Linked DNA regions of Mus musculus: region 1 is linked to region 2. The links are chromatin contacts, found by Hi-C or POLR2A ChIA-PET in ENCODE. All regions are on one chromosome and are shown on one strand. Each heading gives the region's core, a stretch centred on a gene start or an enhancer-like site at or near the end of the contact. The rest is flanking DNA. Distances are from core to core; before and after follow the strand shown.

The links. A loop is a pair of places that touch in the nucleus more often than their neighbours do. ChIA-PET counts read pairs that join two places held with the same protein, here RNA polymerase II (POLR2A).
Region 1: a loop to region 2 is called in a map of heart, with 2.2 times the contacts of the local background. The contact joins the enhancer-like site here to the promoter of Oxa1l in region 2. A Hi-C loop is called at or near these places in 6 of 37 maps with a recorded cell type or tissue (T-helper 17 cell and heart). POLR2A ChIA-PET finds 5 or more read pairs at or near these places in 2 of 5 experiments (Patski and embryonic stem cell).

What each region holds. Positions count from the first base shown.
Region 1 is chr14:54,440,894-54,447,314 of GRCm38, forward strand. It overlaps Mmp14 (matrix metallopeptidase 14 (membrane-inserted)), which reads left to right. Exons shown (of 10, transcript NM_008608.4): 10 at 1-1,563. Among named protein-coding and RNA genes, the nearest start is that of Gm24424, 6.0 kb to the right of the region's middle. Within about 2 kb of position 3,509, at least 2 of the 3 ENCODE cell types and tissues checked have a DNase peak (open chromatin) inside an H3K27ac peak, as active enhancers do; they include heart, where a contact is called at or near this core.
Region 2 is chr14:54,358,342-54,364,610 of GRCm38, forward strand. Oxa1l (oxidase assembly 1-like) reads left to right here and starts at 2,500. Exons shown (of 10, transcript NM_026936.3): 1 at 2,500-2,576; 2 at 2,981-3,127; 3 at 4,941-5,154. The coding sequence starts at 2,514.

The DNA of each region.
Region 1 (6,421 bases), core at 2,259-4,758, 84 kb after region 2:
CAAGGGAATCTCACAGCTCGGTGTGTGTTCAGCCCTAGTTGAATGTTGTCAAGGCTCTGCACTTGAAGGCAAGACCCTCTGACCTTATAGGCAACGGCCAAATGGGGCCATCTGCTTCTTTTCCATCCCCCTAACTACATACCTTAAATCTCTGAACTCTGACCTCAGGAGGCTCTGGGCATATGAGCCCTATATGTACCAAGTGTACCTAGTTGGCTGCCTCCCGCCACTCTGACTAAAAGGAATCTTAAGAGTGTACGTTTGGAGGTGGAAAGATTGTTCAGTTTACCCTAAAGACTTTGATAAGAAAGAGAAAGAAAGAAAGAAAGAAAGAAAGAAAGAAAGAAAGAAAGAAAGAAAGAAAGAAAGAAAGAAAGAAAGAAAGAAAGAAAGAAAGAAAGAAAGAAAGAAAGAAAAGCTCACAGAGAGTCTGGTGGCTTGGACAGCCAAGTTCCTCTCCACAAAGATCTGCCTCTATCCAACCCAGTCTGGAGAACTTCCAAAGGAGCCTGAGCCATTAAGGACTAAATGGGTTTGAGGAAACCCTTGGCAAACCCGACCCCTGACCCCTGAATGTTAGCCTTGAATGTCAAGTTCAAGGCTGGAAGAGCTGAAACCAGGGGGAAAGGTCCCGGGTGGAGTGAGGTCAAGGGGAGACAGCAGGACCTGAAGGATGAGCCTCACAGCTCAAAGCAGACAAAGACCTTGTTCAAATGCAAGTCACTGGGGCTGGGACCCAAAGAGAGCAGTCAGAGAGGGCAGGACACGAAGGGTAGTGGTGGCAGTGTATGCCTGGGAGTCTGCACAGACTGCAGTGCACACACGGGACACTAGTCCCCAGGAGTGGGCACATCTTATTGGATGTCTCAGAAAGGGCCTTAAGGGAAGCCACACTGGCCACTTTCTGTCCCCTTGCTCACAGTGTAGAAGGCAAGGGTAGGAATTGATACAGGAGTGAGAAGAACATGCATACAGGGACTCAATGGAGACCAGAGAAGGCTGTCAGCAGCCTGGGCTTGCTTAGACTTCCTCACTGCCCTAGTGAGGCAGGTGTCTGGGTGCTGTTGGTTAGGGTGGCCTCCCTTTCCTGATGCAGGCACCCCTCAGCCCATTTTACCTATGTCCTGCCCTTCCTCTTCCCCGCCCAGTTGACCCATTTGAAGTCTCCTTCAGCCACTGAAGGCGGTCATGGTACTGGGGACTTGGGAGAGTGAGACCCTGTGGAGGGAGAGGCGAGGAGAGGAGAGAAATGTCTGGGTGGGGGTTGGGGATAGGGGTGAACGGTGCTGGAAGCCCAGCTAAATTTCTGTCTTGTTTGGGTTTTTTTTTTGTTTTGTTTAATGTATATTTTTATTATAATTATTATATATGAATGCCATTCAAATCGTTCCTTTTTGTTAACAAGGGGCATGGGGAGGGGTGGGGGGTGGAGGGGGGCTGAGGCGACTGACCCCAGAAACCTGCAGGGCGGGGCTGGGTCAGTGCTCTCTAAGGACATTTTTTGACCTTGTTCAACCTTTCCAAGAAGAATAAACTGTGTTTCACATTCTTTGTGTGACTCGAGCTGGGTGTAGGGGTGGATACGATGCGATGTGGCCAAGCAGGGCTAGGGAGGGCAGACACTAAGAACAGCATTTCCCATGATGCAGGTTTTAGTATTTGTCATAAATATTTATTCTTAGATTGATAGAACTTAAGAGTTGCAGTTGGGGAACAAGTCATACCCCACTGGAGGTTAGAGGAGTGACTGGAAGAACCCATATTTCTCCCCCCAAAAGCCTTAAAAGGCTACCTTTGAGAATCAAGGCTGCCAGAATAAGAGGAAGTGGTCAAGCTGAGGCCATTTGGAAAATCTTCCTAAATTGCATTATTCTGCCGTGTGATCTCGCCACATTTGAGTTTCCGCATAAATCTGTCCCTTCAGCAAGGGTATTCCCATGGTCACATTAGTCTGAAGTTCAATGACAGGCCCCAGGACCTAAGGAGACCCTTCCTAGGGAGGTCCTGCTAAAGCTGGGCATGGTGGCATCTTTACTCTATGGAGGCAGGAGGTCAAGGCTAGCCTGGTCTACATGAATAAGATCTAAACTAGCTGGGGCTACACAGTAAGGGGTGCGGTAGGGGGCAGAGAGGTGGTGGTTCTTATAGTCCTGAGACCCTGCTGTTGGATCAGGAGTCTAGAGACGAAAAAGAAAAAGTTTTCTTCATGGTCTGCGCTCCAAGGAGTGTCCTCTCCCTGGCACAACAGAGTTCTTCCATTGTCCCAGAAGATCCAGGACCCTCAGGTTGGAAGGGTTAAATAACAAGGCTTTGTTTCCATTTTCCATAGAAACTGCTGCCCTAGACAGGGTTCCTAGGCTGTTGACCCTCCCTTCCTCCAAAACCAGCCTGAAGGGAGGGGTCAGCCCAGCTGCTGAGTCAGCTCAGCTGAAGGAGAGCAGCCCCCTTCTCCCGCCTTCCCTTCCTGCCTCAGCCCAGTCTTCCCTGGGCTCCCGCCCAGGTCCTCCACAGCCTGCCTTCCAGAGCCTGGCTCCACCCATGCCCTCTTCCATCCAGCTGCTCTGCAGGGTCCTTGGTATGGTTACTTTGGCAGATGGGGTACCCTACCTTCCTGCCAGCCAACAACCCTGACCCTGTGCCTGATCACCTGTGCCTCTGCTGCCAACAGCTGTTTGCCAGGGCCCCGTGTGTCTCAGTGAAGTTAGGAACAGCCTCCACCGACCGCCACCTTCACCAAAAAGATTTGGAGCTGAGGTGGCCCTGGGGAAGTCAGGGGCATCTAGGGGGAATCAAGCCCGTTCATGTGACCAAAAAAAAAAAAAGTAAAAGATGAGCTAATGGCCCCTTTGTGTTTTTGTGGTCCACATCTGGAGGTAATTACAGATGTTATCCAGAGGGAATTCTGCAAAGCACAGCTGGAGCCAGTGGAAGAGCCCAGGAGGGAAGAGGAGGGGGAGCCCGGGAAAGGAGTGCGGTTTCCCCATCACGAGGAAATTGTTTGGCTGGGATTCTGGAATCACAAGATGCTCTCTGAAGCCAACGAGAGAAATGGGAATGCAGAACTGGAGACAAAGGGAGATGAGCTGGAGGATGGATTCTGCGCAGACCGGACTGTGGGGTGGAGGCCGCATGTCTGGTGCTGATGATGTACTTGAGCCTGCCCACCCCACCCCGGGACCTTGGAGGGTGCCTTCGTGGTCATAAGGTCCCACTTGAGTGAGCCACCGTGTCAGGATAGGATGACAGGAGGCAGAGGGCCCTCTGGCTCCCAAGGACCTACCAACTGTTTTCACTGGCCTGGCCTGGCCTGGCCGATTTGTCTGCTGGGCCTGACCCAGTTTCTATGGTTCCAAGTTCCTTTATTCGAAAGCAGTACTTGTGAGTTGGGGCAGCCAGAAGGAGCCAGTTGGAATATGTGAGGAGGTTTGGGCTGCCCCAAGGACACTGGGCTAAGAAGATACTGGAGTGGGAAAGAAGGCCAAGAAGGAGCAGCAGTTTGCCCACCAACGCACCCCGTGGGGGGAGGGGCCTCTCTTTACTGCACTCTCCCTTTCCAGGGGTCCTGATAGCAGCAGGTCCAAAGCCTCTTGGGCTACCAGCCAGGCAGGCCAGGGAAGGGACAGCCTAAGAGGAACTGCACTCTCTGCAAGAGAAGATGTCAGAGAGACATCTCCACACATTACAATTTGGTTAGCCGTGGTGGTCCTTCCCTGCCCATTCTCAATGCCTTTACCCATTAAACAGACTTCCCAGCTACCTCTGTATCCTTGCTGTAGGCCTTCAGTATACAGAGCAAGGTCTCAGTTGGAACCAGTTCCTTAGTTCAAATTAGCCCCATATCGGGACTAAGGACGTGGCTCTGTGGGAGAACATTTGCCTAACATGAGCAGGACTAAATGTGATCCTCAGCACAGCAAAGCAAAACTAAGACCCCCCAAAGAAACTTGGGTGGTTGCTCTATGGAAGCAGATTCTGACAAGGTTCCTTGGGCATCTCTTCCAGTGTAGCTCCATGCAGCCAGTATGCTTTGGGGAACTGACAGGATATCTGTGTTTGCTTGTTGGACCATGCAGCAGATCAATGAAGGCAACCAGGGTAGGGAGGATGGGGCATGGGAGAGGTTCCTCAGAAAGGACAGCCAGTTTGCACCCTTTGCTTCTCAGAGGTAGAAGCAAGTGTTCAGAAGGAAGGAAGGTAAAGGCCACATGGACTCAGAAACCAGAGGGGCTAAAGGTGCTTACATACAATAGTAGGGGGTGTTGGTGAACACCTTGATAAGAATAGGAGGCACCAGGGGCTGGAGAGATGGCTCAGCGGTTAAGAGCACTGACTGTTCTTCCAGAGGTCCTGAGTTCAATTCCCAGTAACCACATGGTGGCTCACAACCATCTGTAATGGGATCTGATGCCTTCTTCTGGTGTGTCTGACAGCTACAGTGTACTCATATACATAAAATAAACAAATCTTTAAGAATAGGAGGCATCAAAGCTTTCAGAGGAATGGCTACTATTCCCATTAAGTCCCCAGAAAACTCCAGCCTTAGCTCAGACAATTGTCCTACAGTTCCTGTACCAGATCTGTACTCACCTCAAACCTTAGTCTATTTCTCCTTTAGGAAACCAGTTTTCTATACTTACTCCTACCCCTTAGTGCCTTTTCCCCTCAGTCTGGGAGAGACCCAGTGGCAGACTGCGCTGGGGCTAAACAGCCAGGGTCTGGAAGGCAGGCAGGCCTGACTGGACAGGACCCAGCTTCCCAATGAGCTCATACACATACTTTCCATGCTGGTGTGGTGCCAGTGGCTTAGTTCCTTCGGAGCCTGCTTTCCTCAGCCCCCTCGATGCTCCCTTGCCATTAGTCCTGGTGCTCCACAGCAGGACTGTTAGACTCCTTAAGCCAGGGCTGTCATCACATCCCCAGGGGGGGCAGCTTACTCTGCATGCTTGCTGAGGCCAGGTCCCCCTAAACAACTTATCTCCAGTCTTTGTGGCCTCTGTGGGCATAAAAGAGATAAGCTGCTTCACAAAGGCCCAGGTCTGTGGCTGGGGGTATGCCTCAGTCCATAGAGGACTTGCCTACCATGTGCAAGACCCGAGTTTGATCCCAGCACCCCATAAAACCAGGTGTTGTGACATACATCCATAACCCTAACCCTAGCACTCAGAAGATGGAAACAGGAGAGCCAGCTTAGGTTACACGAGACACTGTCCGAAAACAGACACCTGGGTAGAAAATGACCGGAGAGCAAGCAGACAGTAGAGGCGGTACTGTGATGGCTGTCGGGAGGGCATCCACTGAGGGCCTGAAGTAGCTCACTGACTCAAGTACCAGATGGGCCTGGGAAGTACCTCAGCACAGCTCATATCCTGTTCATTCACTGGATTTCCCATTCCGGGCACTTCCCTAACTCCGGGAAGAATGGGGGTCCAGTTGGAGCAAGGCCAGGCTGCCCACAGAAGAGGAATAAAAAAAATGGCTCCTTGCCTAGCTGTCCTGGTGCACACCTTTGATCCCAGCACTCTGGAGGCAGAGGCAGGCAGATCTCTAATTTCAAGGCGAGCCTGGTCTGCAGAGCAGTTGGGGTTAAACAGAGAGAAACCCTGTCTCGAGAAACCAAAACAAAGGAGCAAAGAGGCAAACAAAAAAAACAGGCTCCTTGCAAGTTAGTAGAAAAGAGGCAATGTATCTACTATATGACTTAGGAAAATAGAGCCAGTGTCTTTAAAGGACCCTTGTGTGCTCCCCAAATTCTCCCCAAATTCTCTCCATTAGAGATACCATGTCCCTGAATGTTGTACTATTTCTTTGCCTTTCTTTCTTTGTAAGGTTTAGTTTTATTTTATATGTGTGAGTATTTTGTCAGCATGTAAATGCACCAGATACAGGCCTGGTTCCCACAGTAGCCAGAAGAGGGCATGGGATTTTCTGAAACTAGAGTTCCAGACAGTTGTGAGCCTCCATGTATATGCTGGGCACTGAACTCAGGTGCTCTGGGAGAGCAGCCATGACCTCCTGAGATGTCTCTGCAGCTCTGAGACTTTCTTGTTTCTCACTGCTGTCGTTTGCTTTGTTCATTCCTGTTGTTGTTGAGCGTCCCTCGTGATGGTCCGAGTAGCTGCATTTCATTTCTTTGCTGTAGTGCATCTCCTTGTACAAGTATTTTGGTTTTATAGCGTCATCTTTTCACTGGTATGTGCAGTCACCAGGATTGTTCATCTTTATTAGGTGGAGCAACAGATGGCTGACATTTTACTTTGTATTTCTGTAAATCCTAATGAAGCTGAGCACCTTTTTGTTTGTTTGTTTTTTCTCATTAATGCTTTTGTTCTATGTTGTTCTATTGAGATAGGGTCTCACTATGAAACCTAAGCTGCCTGAGAACTCCTGATTGTCCTGCCTCAGCCTTCTAAATGATGGGATC
Region 2 (6,269 bases), core at 1,250-3,749:
GCTTGTGTTCTGTTGTTTCTGGGTGGCTTGTGTTCTGTTGTTTCTGGGTGGCTTGTGTTCTGTTGTTTCTGGGTGGCTTGTTTTCTGTTGTTTCTGGGTAAACTGTGTTCTGTTGTTTCTGGGTGGCTTGTTTTACTTTTCTCTGCTCCTACTAATATTTCAGATTTTTTCCCCATTTTGTTTTGTTTTTGTTTTTCCAGACAGAGTTTCTCTGTGTAACCTTGACTGTCCTGGAACTCACTCTGTATACCAGGCTGGCCTTGAACTCACAGAGATCTTCCTGCCTCTGCCTCTGTAGTGCTGGGATTGAAGGTGTATGTCACCACTACCTGGCTGATATTTCATATTTTTAAAAATCATTTATTTTTATTTTATGTGTATGAGTGTTTGCCCTCATGTATGTCTGTGCACTATGTGGAGTGCCTGATACCCGATGAACTAGCAGAGAGCATCAAATCTCTTGGATTTGGAAATAGAGACTGTTTTGAGCCCACTGTATGAGTGTGAGGAATCACACTCAGGTTAACTGAACCATCTCTCCAGCCCTGATTTTTTTTTTTTAGCTCTGTTCATTTTTTATTGAACATCATGCTTATTAAATTTTATCAGATATTAAATAATGTGACTATTACATTGTTGAAATTGTTAGCGTGTATTGTCTTCCTTAAAGTAATATTTAATTTTGCCTAAACAAAAAAGATAAAATTTTCCAAGATTTTTGTTTGATTTTTGCTTTGCTTGTTTGTTGAGACAGACTTTCTTTATGCAGTCCTTGCTGTCCTAGAACTCACTGTGTAGACCAGGCTGGTCTCAAACTCACAGAAAGACATCTGTCTCTGCCTTTTGAATGCTGATATTAAAGGCCTGTTCCCACCACATCTGACAATAGATGATAGATAGATAGATAGATAGATAGATAGATAGATAGATAGATAGATAGATAGATAGACAGACAGACATTTAGGCATGCATATATGAGTGTTGTGCTTGCTTATATGTATTTGTACCACACACTTGCCTAGTATCCATAGAGACAGACAAAGGTGTCAGAACTCTTGGAACTGGAGGTGTATGTGGTTGTGAGCTGCTATGTACATACATAAGAATATGTGCACGCACACACACACACACACACACACACTCTCTCTCTCTCTCTCTCTCTCTCTCTCTCTCTCTCTCTCTCTCCAAAATAAAAGTCGCAAATTTCGGGGTTGGATATGGCTCAGCGGTTAAGACTATTTGCTGCACCATGGTGAATACCAGAGTTCAGATCCCAACACTTATGCAACAAACACCTCTAACTCCATCCCTCTTCTGGCCTCCGAGAATGTACACTCATACAACACACGACATCTATGAAATAAATAAGTTTTTATTCCTCCAAAGTATCTAGTAGCATATGAAGAAGTATATGTGATCAACCCCCTCCTTCCTGAGCAGTAATTTATTTTTCACATTACTTTTTTTTTTTAAGATAAGGTCTCCATTTTTAACCCTGGCTGGCCTTGAACTCACCACTTACCTGAGTCAGCTTCCTCTTCAGTGCTGGGATCACAGGCGTGCAGCACCATACCCACCTTATTTCAATTTATGCTTTAGGGAAGCTTTTAGTTTCAAAAAATACACAACAAAATCTACAAATAGATAGTAACAATCTTGAGACAACAGATCCAAGACATCAAGTTCAACTTTCATCTTTAGTTTCCTCGGTTATTTCCCGGAAACTGCCTTCCCTATAGCTTTGTCAGATTCCAGGCTACTTTCAAATTTCATTGGATCTGTAATTACAATATTACCTTGCAGTAAGAAAAAACCCACGCCAAGCACAGATGTAAAAGCTATTGTTTTCGCCTTTCTGGTTTGCCTGTTTGTGGGGTTAATTCTAGTTTGAGATTTTGTTTATTCATTATCTTCTTGTGACAGGCAGGGTCTCTCTGCAGTCCTGGCTAGCCTTAAACACAATAGGTAACCAAGATTCACCTCGAATTTTAGGCAATCCTCCTGCCTCCGCCTCCCAAATGCTGGGATTATAGATTTGAGGCACTATTCCAAGAGTAAAGGCCATTTTTAATCCAAGAATTATTTTAACCCAGGGAACAATTACAGTTTGGGAAATGGAAGGGAAAACAGGAAATATGCTATGTTTACACTGCCACTTAACAGCGCATCCTGTCTCTTAGTTTCTTTTCTTTTTTTTTTTTTTTTTTTTTTTTTTTTTTGATTTTCGAGACAGGGTTTCTCTGTATAGTCCTGGCTGTTGTCCTGGAACTCACTTTGTAGACCAAGCTGGCCTCGAACTCAGAAATCCGCCTGCCTCTGTCTCTTAGTTTCAATCTCTGCGGAATCTTGACTTTTTTAAACCACTTCAAATACCATCGCCTGTCTTCATTCTCCCTCACTACCTGATCTGTGACGTCAGGTCTGACTGCCTGCCCATTTCCAAAATGGCCTCCCCCGCAGCGTCAAAGTTCTGAGTGCGCGTGCGCGAGAGTAAGTTCCCTCTTCCCGGCAAGATGGCGAGGAATTTAGTGTGCGGTCGCTGGCAGCTTCTGCGACTCCTACGACCCCAGCGTTCGGTAAGGTTCCGTCCAAAGCGCGGGGATGCTGCCTTGTCCTTGTCACCTGAGCTGAGGTCACGAGCAGATGCTGACCTGGTCACTGCGACCTGCGAGTCATGACCTCCGGTCGCGTGAGGGCACCACCGGGTTACGTCCCGGGGTTGGTGGCCTGGTTTCTCTGTAGCTGTTTGGAAACTGCCTGCGACCCTGAGCCGTGACCTCTGGGCCCCGTCCCCGGGCTTCGGTAACAGGATGCGGGAGACCCTAACCGGAGCTGCACCCTGCACGCTCCAGTGCATGGCTTCGGGGCCTGTAGTCTGTGCGAGCAGAGTTGCAGCGCCCCACTGCTGCAACCGCAGGCTGTCTGCGGGAGAGGCGGGTCGGCTGGGACTCAAGGCCTTCCCTTCCTTTCACATGGTCAGTACCATAGCGTCGCAGTGTCCCTGAGACCGCTGGCCGCCGAGCTCCTCGCAGCCCGCCGGGGTAACGGGCGGCCACCCTGTGCTCTTCTCGCCGTCTTCACTCCTCGCTGCATCAGTACATCTGCCACCCTCTTTGCAGAAGCCCAGGTAAGAGGTTCCCGCTGAGGAAAGGAGCACGACTTCTTGGCCCCTTTCTTTTGGTTCTGTGTTGTTTTGTTTGTTTTGTTTTGCGGGAGACAGTGAATGTGTAGCAGAGTTCTCACACTCCTCCTAAGTTCCTCCTAATATTAACCTGTTTGGAGTAGAAGTAGATTCTCATCTCAGGCAACTCAGTGAGGAAATGCCTAAAAGTGCTGAGAAATTTGTAGGGCAGGCAAAATGACCCTGCTGTACAAAAGCTCTTGCTATTGCAACCCTGGTAAACCGAGTGCCAACCCTGGAACCCAAGTAAAGGTGGAGCAGGTTGTGGCACAATCCTAGTAACCCCAGCACTTGGGAGGCAGAGATGGATAGATCTCTGAATTCAAAACCAGCCTGGTCAACATAGAGCTGTGTAGTGTGACCTTGTCTCAAAAATGAAAAAAAATAAATAAATAAATAATGAAGGAAGAAGGCGCCACACAAAGTTCATCTCTGACTTCCACACATGCTGTGGCATGCATGCCTACATACATCACACACACAAGATAAAAAAAAATTAAGCCTGGCGGTTGGTGGCGCACGCCTTTAGTCCCAGCACTTGAGAGGCAGAGGCAGGTGGATTTCTGAGTTCGAGGCCAGCCTGGTCTACAAAGTGAGTTCCAGGACAGCCAGGGCTACACAGAGAAACCCTGTCTCTAAAAACAAAAAACAAAACAACAAAAAAATTAAATTTGCCTGGCATGGTGGCGCACGCCTTTAATCCCAGCATTTAGGAGGCAGAAGCAGGCAGATTTCTGAGTTCGAGGCCAGCCTGGTCTAAAAAGTGAGTTCCAGGACAGCCAGGGCTATGCAGAGAAACCCTGTCTCGAAAAACCAAAATAAATAAATAAATAAATAAATTTAACTAATTAATTAAATTTTGTATTATATTCAAGACACTACCAGAGGAGTGGTGGTAAGCCAATAAAGTGAAATGTGATTGTGAGTTTGTGTGTTTGTGATCTGTGTGATTCTTTGAATACTGTTTCTTAGAAGCCTGTGTAGGATTTTTCTCAGAGAGATTTATCATATTGTGTTATGAGTGTGTGTGTGTGTGTGACGGTGTGCATGTGTACATGAGTGCCCATTAGAGAGCCTGAGGCTGGAGTTACCAGTGGCTGTATGCTGCTCTACAAGGGTGCTAACGACGGAAAATGGATCCTCTGCTGGAGCTCTTAGCCCCTGAGCCATGTCTTGGGATGTAGTCAGTAACAGAGCTCTTGGTTAGCATGTACAAGGCCAACCTGAACTACAGAGCAATCAAGATCCTGCCTCCAAAACTAACCTTCCCACCCACCCACTACCATTTAAAAAAAAAAAAAAAGAAGGAAGGAAGGAAGAAAGAAAGAAAGATTGGGAAAAAAAATTGAATTAAAGAGAATTTTGGGCTGAGGGCCAGCTCAGTCAGTGGTCTGTGTTCTTGCCAGATGTGTGTGAGGCCCTGAGTTCAATTTCTAGCACAGAACAAAAGGATTCCAAGTACTGTTGATTTGGAATATGGGAAGGGCAATGACCATGATGCTCACTCAGATGACTGAAGTCTGGGAACCGTGATGTGGGAAGCAAGTTCCCTGCCTGAAGGGAAGCCATGAGACACTCTCTTAAGTTATCCTGCTAGAGGCAAAAAATATTGTCCTTTGAAGGCAGGGTTGTATGGACACCATTGGCCATCATTGAAGATCAAGAAGTCAAAGCAAGAAAATAGAGCCCAGGACTGTTAGCATAAGGGATCCTCAACTTTGTACATCCCACTCACGGCACTTGGTCTCGTTCCTCACAGGTCCAGGCACCCCCTGTTATTCCTGCTACCTCTATCCCTGCTGCAGTACCAGAGGTAGCTTCTGGAGGAGCTGCAGATGTAGTCCAGTGTGCTACCGAACCGAGCTTCACAGAACTGGGGCTTGGTTCTTACACCCCGGTGGGTCTCATCCAGAACCTCTTGGAATATATACATGTCGACCTGGGCCTGCCGTGGTGGGGAGCCATTGCCACGTGTAAGAGGACATCCTGGGCAAGGGTGGAAGAATTGGGGACAGAAGTGTAGAGGTCAGAAAATCAGGTGATTCCAAAAGGGATGGTAACATTCAACTTTTAGTTCCTAGAGAGTGTTAGAAAGCCACTTATCTGCCCACAGTGCTTGGGAGGTAGAGGAAGGAGGGTCAGCGTTCACCCTTAGTTAATTAAAGAATTCAAGGCTAGCCTCGTACCTTAGTCACTGTTCTGTGGCCATGAAGAGATGCCATGATCAAAGCAACTCCTATAAATAAAGGAAAGCATATAACTAGGGACTTGTTTACAGTTTCAAGAGTTTTAGTCCATCATCATCTCAGGGAGCAGGAAGGCAGGCAGCAGGAAGGCAGGCGTGGTGCTAGAGAAGTAGCTGAGGGCTACATACTGATCCATAGGCGGGTGGTGGGGGTGGGGGTGGGGGTGTTTACTGGGCCTGTAGCGTGCATGGGCTTTTTGAAACCTCTAAGCCCACTCCCACTGACATACTTCCTTTCACAAGGCCACACACCTCCTAATGCCACTGAAATAGTGCCACATCCAATAAATCTGATGACTAATCATGCAAATAGATGAGCCTTCAGAGGCCGTTCTCACTCAGACCACCATGACTGGGCTACATAAAACTGCCTTTAAAAACGTTTGCAAAACCTTCATTTGAGCTCGGTCTGGTGTACACCATTAATCCCAGTCTTGGGGAAGGGATGCAGAGACTGGAGGATGCATGAGTTTGAGACCAGCCTGGTCTACATAGCAAGTTCTAGGCCAGCAAAGGTAACAGAAACCCTGTTGAAGGGGATGGGCAGACAAAGCTGAAGGTGACTCCATGGTTAAGAGCACAGCTGCTTTTGCAGAGAAGCCAGGTTCTATTCCCAGCACCCACACACTGGTTCACATCTGTCTTACTCCAGTTCCAAGGGATGCCTTTTTTGGCAGTTATGGGCATACAGAAAGACAGACAGGCAAAACACCTATACACATTAAATGAAAATAAAAAATGTTCCTTTATTTTATATGTATGAGTGTGTGTATATACCTGGGTGCCACATGCATTCAATGCCTGAATCCAGTGACCTTCAACAGCTATGCAAGTGTGCTGTCA